Linked DNA regions of Homo sapiens: region 1 is linked to region 2. The links are chromatin contacts, found by Hi-C in ENCODE. All regions are on one chromosome and are shown on one strand. Each heading gives the region's core, a stretch centred on a gene start or an enhancer-like site at or near the end of the contact. The rest is flanking DNA. Distances are from core to core; before and after follow the strand shown.

The links. A loop is a pair of places that touch in the nucleus more often than their neighbours do. Pooled maps may share reads with other maps.
Region 1: a loop to region 2 is called in a pooled map, with 8 times the contacts of the local background. The contact joins the promoter of CDPF1 here to the promoter of ATXN10 in region 2. A Hi-C loop is called at or near these places in 8 of 50 pooled maps.

Annotation. Positions count from the first base shown.
Region 1 is chr22:46,248,803-46,252,984 of GRCh38, reverse strand. CDPF1 (cysteine rich DPF motif domain containing 1) reads left to right here and starts at 2,692. Exons shown (of 4, transcript NM_207327.5): 1 at 2,692-2,729. RefSeq lists silencers at 2,504-2,833, 2,944-3,113 and an enhancer at 2,402-2,909.
Region 2 is chr22:45,669,057-45,673,287 of GRCh38, reverse strand. It overlaps ATXN10 (ataxin 10), which reads right to left and starts at 1,454. Exons shown (of 12, transcript NM_013236.4): 1 at 1,109-1,454. The coding sequence starts at 1,224. RefSeq lists silencers at 822-1,151, 1,482-1,531, 1,592-1,781.

The DNA of each region.
Region 1 (4,182 bases), core at 1,443-3,942, 580 kb before region 2:
CTTTTGCTGCTATTAGCAATATTTTAGCTCTAGATTTTCATCTGCATTCAATTCCTTCTGATTTTCAGATTTTCTTTCACAGTCTTCACCTAAATACACAATGTACAATATCTGATATTGTGATAATCTTTTAAGATTACATCCATACAACATTTTATAAGTATTGCCACAACATATATGCATTTTTCCCAGCAAGCCCACCCCTAGCATCTGTGGGGCCTAGGGCAGGACTACAAATCTCTGTATGTCTAAATATTTAAAAGCTTACGAACTGTTACATAAAATATTTATATCCACTTACCTGGACAAATACACCTTCATAAAACAGAATTCAAAATTATGTGTAAAACTATGGTTTTAATATAGCTGAAAATTGGCAAAATATTAAAGATAGCTAATTTTTATTGTGTATCTCTAGGTATTATGTTGATGGGCCACTAATGCTTGGATGGGTAATAAAGACATACATAATCACATAATCCATAAATTATGTTATTTCTTCTATAAATGTTTCTCTTGTCTTCATTTCAGAAGAATGACTAATGAAGATTTTCACGCAATTGCATTCTTTTGACAGTAGTGCCAAATTAGACAAACTTTCCTGAGTCAGTATACTTTCAGATAGTTTTTAGTTATTTCAATTGGGAGAAACTTGACTCTGCTGAGTGGTAACGAATTATGAATAAATTCTTAAAGCGTTATATGTAGAACTGAATCATGACTGTTGATATCATGTTTAAACAGTGTAGAAAGGGTGCATATGAAAAATTATGATTGCAGAAAATATTACACAATATTTTCATTATATAAAATAATGTTATTATTTCACCATTATCATCGTTTCTTACATTTAGATCCATACAGGATTTCTTACGTTTTTCTTTTACGTTGTTGGGGTATTACCAAGAAAACTGAAAACTGCGGTAGATTACTCACTTTGTTTGAATCTCTCTCTTCAGTACAATCTACACCTTGATCTACCATCGCCGGAAAATTGTCTCTATAGAAGTTAGTTTCAGAATCATTCATCCATAAATCTTTTTCTTCAGACTCCAGCAAATGCTTCTAGTTCCGATTTTCTTACATTGTACTTTAATGTCATTTTAGTGCTTATTTCATATGCAGTTGCTTTTTGGAAACCATTTTCTCCTAAAACTTTATGCAATATTTTAAATCCTTTTGGATTCTTTAAAACGTTTTCTAATTGTAATAACTGGACAGCTCAAATACAAAATTAACTCTATTTTCTGCCAAAGACCACGATTTGCTCTTTGAATGCTGCCTATTATTTCACTTAACTCTTTTAACGCATCTCATGTGTTAACCTGTCTACAATAAGTCAAATTGCTTTAACAGCACTCATGGGGTTACCATCATTGTATCTGAGGGTAGCCACAGGTCAAATTCAAAATGCTTCAAGATGTTCCATCTTTAGACACCGCCAGAAACAAACAAACAACCCAGTATGTCATCTTTGAAATGATCCAACGAATCGAATGCCGTTGCTCTAAGTACAGTGGAGGTCATCGAAATCCAGCTGCTTGCTAATCGCTTGCTAATTTCTGGGGCCCCTCTTGCCCAGGTCTAAGAGTGGTTCTGGTTTCCATTAGTGCTAAAATGCCTTCTATATCCTTACTTCTCAATTCGCCAAAGGAGCAAGTCCCAGACCCCAGCCTGCTGCAACTGGGCAACATTCCTACAGATGTGGCTTGACAAACCAAGAATAAATTCTGGTCTCTCAGGAACAGAGACGAAGCACCCCTCGGCCTAGGGAAAGGTCACAGAGGGCCCCGTAACGCAACAGCATGTGAAAGGCTGCCGGCTGGTGGCACAGGCAGACCTTCTCCCGCGTGGAGCAAAACCCTCAAATCTTTGGGGGAAGGAGGGTGGCCATCCTGTCGTCCCCAAAGCACAGGTGAAGGCCCGCGGCGGCTGGGGCGAGGGACTCGAGCTGGGAGGATCGGGGCCCACAGGCAAAGCCAGGCCGGCTTCAGAGTCCGGGCCCCTGACCCCAAGGAAAGGTGCCTCTCACACACCGGAGGCTCCAGGAGTGGGGCGGGCATTTCGGGTCCAGGGCACGGCGTGTCAGAGGCCACGGGCGGGAACAGAAGGAAGCAGGTGTGGCTGGTGCCTGGGGGCGAGGGGCAGCGGAGAGGCCCGGGAGGCTAAAGGAGAACGCGGCGCAGACCCGAGGGGCGCCGCAGGCGACGTGGGCTTTGGAGGAGCAGGGACAGGTCCTGAGACCCCGTTGGGCCGACACACCCCCTCCTGCATGCGGGGGCAGACGTCCCGGTGGGGTAGACTGGCAGCCTAGTCCGCGGCGCGGGAGGGCAGGTGGGAGACTGGAGGCGCCCTCGCGCCCCTCAGCTATCCGGGAGCCTCGCGCCGGCGACCTCGACCCTGTCGAACCCGGCGGAACACTCAGAAAGAAGCTGAGCGCCTCGCAGCGGCCAGGACAGCGGGCCAGGCCCGCGCGCTCCCGCAGCGCACGGCCAGACGCGACGCCCCTCAGCACGGAACCCAGCCTCGCGGACTACCCCGAAGCTCAGAGCCACATCCCGCGCAGAGGACCGCGGCGACCGGAAAAGCAAGGCAGAGGCGGAAAACCACCGCGAGGTCCCGCCTCCCGCTCCGCGCCTGCGTCTGCGGCTGCACCGGGGTTGGCCGGGCCGCGGTGGGGCGGGGCCGCTCAGGCGCCTTGGACGCGGAGCCGTGGGACGAGGGCGGCGGTGAGTTCGAGGTGGCAGAGTGACTGGGGCGAGCGTGCTGTGGCCCTTCCCTGCGCTGCCTCAGGGTGCCTCCCGCTCGCCGGGACTGAGTTCCGCGCCGGCGTGGCCTGCTGGGTTCCAAGCGCCAGGAGTCGGCGCAGCCGCTCTCAGCTTTGGGGACGGGACCGAGAAGCGGGGTGTGGGCCTCACGGGACTGTCCCCCCTGACCTCGGGCAGCGCTGGGGCGAGAGAGGGCAGGCGGAGGCTCGCGGGGACCACCAGCATCCCCGGACCCTCTCAGCCGTCCCTGTTCACAGGCACCGCCCCCAGGAGCCTCGGCAGGGGCCTAGGACGCCCCGGCGTGCAGAAGAGAAGCGGGATCAGGTTCACGCACACCCGCGATCGATCGTAACTTTTGTTTTGAGACAGAGTCTCGCTCTGTCGCCCAGGCTGGAATGCAGTGGCGCGATCTCGGCTCACCGCAACCTCCGCCCCCCCAGCCCCCGCTCCCCAACCCCCCGCTCAAGCGATTCTCCTACCTCAGTCTCCTGAGTAGATGAGATTAGAGGCGCCCGCCCCCACGCCCGGCTAATATTTTATTTTATTTAATTTTAATTTTTATTTTTTTGAGAAGGAGTCTCGCCCTGTCGCCCAGGCTGGAGTACAGTGGCACAATCTCGGCTCACTGCAATCTCCGCCTCCTAGGTTCAAGTGATTCCCCTGCCTCAGCTTCCTAAGTAGCTGGGATTACAGGCACCCGCCACTATGCTCGGCTAATTTTTGTACTTTTAGTAGAGATGGGGTTTCGCCATGTTGGCTAGGTTGGTCTTGAACTCCTGACCTCAGGTAATCCGCCCGCCTCTGGCTACCAGAGTGCTGGGATTACAGGTATGAGCAACCACACCGGGCCAGACTTAACTTTTAAAGTCACTGGTAACCCATGCTTCCTGGAGTTGCATCTGGGGACACCCAGTGGGGAAAGCCATCGCATTTGATACGCCTTTATACACCACGCTCAGTTCAGGCGAGGGGAGGTCACAGCCAAGAGCTAGGGGCCAGCTGATAATGTCGTACTTGATTCCATAGTCAAAGAAGGAGCTGGGTAATCAGCAAAATTGTAACTTTTGATGAACCCATCAGATGGCAGCCATTTAGCCAGAAATCTAAGGAAAGAGAGGCCTCCAAGACCCAACCATGAACATGAGAAGGGGGTTCCATACAAGCAGATAAGAAAACAGTTTTTTTGTTTGTTTGTTTTTTGAGATGGAGTCTCGCTGTCTCCCAGGCTGGAGTGCAGTGACGCGATCTCGGCTCACTGCAAGCTCCGTCTCCTGGGTTCACGCCATTCTCCTGCCTCAGACTCCCATGTAGCTGAGACTATAGGCGCCCGCCACCACGCCTGGCTAATTTTTTGTATTTTTAGTAGAGGCGGGGTTTCACCATGTTAGCTAGATGGTCTCGATCTCCTGACCTC
Region 2 (4,231 bases), core at 205-2,704:
GTACATACATACCCCCACAGCTGTGTTATCTTGTACATACTAGTACAGGAGAGAGCAAGGACTTTCCATTTTCCTACCCCATCACCTAGCACAATAGCTGATACATGGGTAACTACCAATCAATGTGTTAAGTGATAATATCAGCTACATTTAGTGCTATGTACAGGTATGTCCTAAGGATTTAATATGCATTATATCTCATTTACTCCTTATGACACTATCACCAGGGAGGTACTGTTCAACTTTACTCCCATTAAATAGACAAGAAAACTGAGGCCCAGAGGACAGAACAAGATCAAACAAGCATTGACTGAGGGCTTCGCACATTTTATATTTTCACGTACTTTATTTCATTTATTCCTCTGTACAATCCAGCAACTAAGCTGTGTATTATAGTCCCATTTTTAGACAAGAATTCTAAGGCCTGGAGAAACTGCACAGTAACACGCAGCTTGCAAGGCCAGGAACCAAATCCACAACTGTCGACTCCTGGGCACCTTCTCTTTTTGCCTGGCTATCTTGCCCCTCAGTGGCATCAGGACTGGACTGGTCTCTCCAGGCCCGTGCTCTTCCACACTGCACAGAGCGCTGCCCCCAGGGCAGATGGTGCAGCCTGGGCTCTAACGCCGAGGAGAAAGGAGTGCCAGTCCCACTCCATGCCTAGAGACTGCCATCCCCGCAACTGCCCAATTCCCGCGTCCGTAACACGGGTCTCTCCCGCTAAAACACACGCTTTATGACTCTGGGGGCCGCGTGGGTCTTGCAGCCAGGGCCTGGCGCAGCCCTCGCACATGACAGGGGAGGCCTAACCGTGTGTTGGGTCAACATCACCGGCACGCCGCGGCAAGGGCTCCCGGGATCGCGGCTTCGCACCCGGACTGGCTGCGGTGGGGGAGCGGGGCGCCCGCCCCAGGCCCCGCGGGGACCCACGAGCACGAGGCGGTGCCTGGGAGTCGGGAGGCCTGGGTGGCGCTCAGGCAGCCCGCGCAGGCCTCGCCCTCCGCGTCTCCAGCGAGGCGGGGGCGGCGCCTGGGTCCAGGCCGGGGCCGCCGCGGGAGTCCCGGCCGCCCTCCCCTGCCCGGGGCAGCCCCCCGGCCGGACCCGTTACCGGTTCCGCTGCTCTTTGAAGAGCGCCGTGAGCGCGCGCAGGGCCTCCAGGTCTTGGATGGGCGCCGGCACCATGACGCCCGACAGCCTGGCAGGCGGCGGCCTGGGCGCCGCCATCTTGCCGCTCACAGCTGGGTCGAGCCTGACGAGGAGGAGGAAGGCGAGGAGGACGAAGGGGGAGGATGACGAGGAGGGAGGAGTAGGATGGCGAGGAGGAAGGGGGAGGCCTCGCCCTACACAGCCCTAACCGCCGCCGCCGCTGCAGCCCGCGCTGCCCTGAAGCTGCGCCGCCGCCGGAGAGCTCTAGGCTGAGCCCAGACTCGCCTCAGGCGGGAGGAGGAGACGGCGCCGCGGGGGAGGGGGCGCCGGCGGAAGTCCCGCCTGAGGGGAGGGGGCGCGGCGGAAGTTCTGGGTGAGAGCGGGGAGGGATGCTGGGGGTGATTGACTGGGAAGCGTCGCAGACGGGGCTCCTCCGAGGGGAGGGGACGCCGGGGGGAGGGGGACCTGTGTTGATGTGGCCGTAACAGGGTCTCGGTCTTGGGAGCGGGTATCGGGAACCAGAGGTTCACCCTGAGAAAGAGGGGCGCGTCCTATAGGAGGGTGCCCGCGGACAGAGGGGTCTCCCCCAGGGGAGGGGATCCGGGGGGTAAGGGGCCTGTGGAGGGTGGGGCCGTAACAAGGTCTCGGTCTTGGGAGCGGGTATCGGGGACAGAGGTTCACCTTGAGGAAGAGGGGCCCTCCTGTGGGAGGGGGCCCGCAGACAGAGTGGTCTCCCCCAGGGGAGGACATTCTGGGTGGAGGGGACCCTCTTGGGAGGAGACGCTGACTGAGGGTCTCGGGAACGAAGGGGGCCGGGCAGAGGCTCCCACTGCTAAGGCTGAAGACCTTGATCCCACTGCTCAAGTGGGTTGATCAGTGCCCCCGCCCGGGTCCACTGGAAGCTGGAGCGGTCTGTCACTAGCTTGCAAGTCTCAGGCCCTGAAAACGCACTTCCCAGTACTTACTGATCATTGCTGATCAATACCAGACCACTTACCAGGCACTTTGCCTCTAGTGAGTATACATTGCTCCAGCTCCTCAAAGCCTTAAAATACCGTTCGAAGTCAAGAAGCTAAGTTACACAGCAATAGGGTTAGAATTGTTTTTTTTCCTAAGGGAAATGAATATATTTCACAGGAATCAGACAAGGCTTCTCTAGCTGGTGTTGATAACTCACATATTTTCTTTCCACTGCCCTTTATTACAGTGTATATACTTTCAACAAAAATTGTTGCTAAGCCCTGCGCTAGGTGCTGGAGATGTAAAGATTAATAAAAGACAGTTCCAAACCTGAAGGAACCTCACAGACTATTGAGAAGGAGAGAAGCAAACATAACTGAGTATAGTTGTGAACTGCTATAACTGTACAAATTGCTGTGGGACCACTTAAAATATATAAATACATACCCTTTACATTCTGCTTGGAGGGTAGGAGTGTGCTTATAACATGGCGCTTTTAACATTCTTTGCTAAATAAAATGTAAAGATAACAATAAACACCACCAGAGTATGCAGAAAAAGTGAATCCTGGTGGGGCATGGTGGCTCATGCCTGTAATCCCAGCACTTTGGGTGGCCAAGGCAGGAGGATTACTTGAGCCCAGGAGGTCGAGGCTGCAGTGAGCTGTGATCACACCACTGCACTCCAGCCTGGGTGGCAGAATGATACCCTGTATCAAAAAAAAAAAAAAAAAAAAAAAAAAAGGAGGGAGGGAAATGAATGCTGCTGCACAAGCAAGTTACTTGATATTGTCATTCAGTTTACCCATTTAATTGAGTATGTATTTATTCATTCCACGAATATTGCGGTGTACTATGTGCCAGGTATTAGATCACTTATTAGTAGCAGTGCTCAAGACAATGCAAAATGTTTAACACTCCTTAAGCTAACAGGGCAAAAATCTCTTAATTTTCCCTTGAGGAGCACAGGATAGTAAAATGTACTTGTTATGCACCAAAATCCTGATCTTTAGGCCAGACACGGTGGCTCATGCCTGTAATCCCAGCACTTTGGGAGGCCGAGGCGGGCAGATCACTTGAGGTCAGGAGTTCAAGATCAGTCTGGCCAACATGGCAAAACCCCCTTTCTACTAAAAATTAGCCAGGCATGGTGGCGGGTGCCTGTAGTCCCAGCCATTTGGGAGGCTGAGACAAGGGAATTGCTTGAACCTGGAAGGCACACGTTGCACTGAGCTGAGATCATACCACTGCATTCCAGCCTGGGCAACAGAGGGAGACTCTGTCTCAAACAAACAAACAAAAAAACCTGGCCTTTAGTTTTCTTATTCTCAAATGTAACATTCCCAGAAAAACATTCCCTATAATATTCATACTTCTTGCCTGGAATATTGTAATATATTCCTGATTGGTCTTTTGGCCTCTGCTCTTGCTTCCTTACGTTTTAGATCGTTTAAAAAATATTTCAACATTTAACTCTGCCCAAAACCCTCTAAGGGATTTCCATTTCACTCAGAGTAAAAGCCAAGTTCTTCCAATAGAAAAGCCCCTAAATGACCTGCCTCCTCCTTCGCCATCACCTCCAGCCCCTGTGGGCTCTAATCACATCTACTAGCCTCTTCCTCTTCCATTGTGCTTCAGCCATACTGACCTCCTTATTGTCCTCTGTCTATTTAAAAGGAATAAGCTGAGGTAAAATCAATATAAAGAGTTTATTTGGGCCAACGTGAGCATTGCAGTCCAGGACACACATCCAAGTTGCCTTGGGGAGTGCTCTGGAGAACGAAAGAGAAGCTCAACTTTTTAAAGAAAAAAGGACGAATCAGGAGAGAGGGTGATTTAAAAGGTTGTTTGTCATGAATTCTCATTGGTTTAAGAAATAATGTTGGTTAATGATTGGCTGTACAATGTTGAACTATAGATTGTATGCCATTGTGTAGCTAGTTGACATCAGTTCGTCTAGAGGCCAAATAGAATGTGGCTTCAAGAGGTAATTAGGCCAGGCATGGTGGCTCATGCCTGTAGTCTCAGTGCTTTGGGTGGCTGAGGCAGGAGGATTGCTTGAGCCCAGGAGTCTGAGACCAGCCTGCACAACATAGTGTGAGACCCCCCATCTCTACGAAAAAATT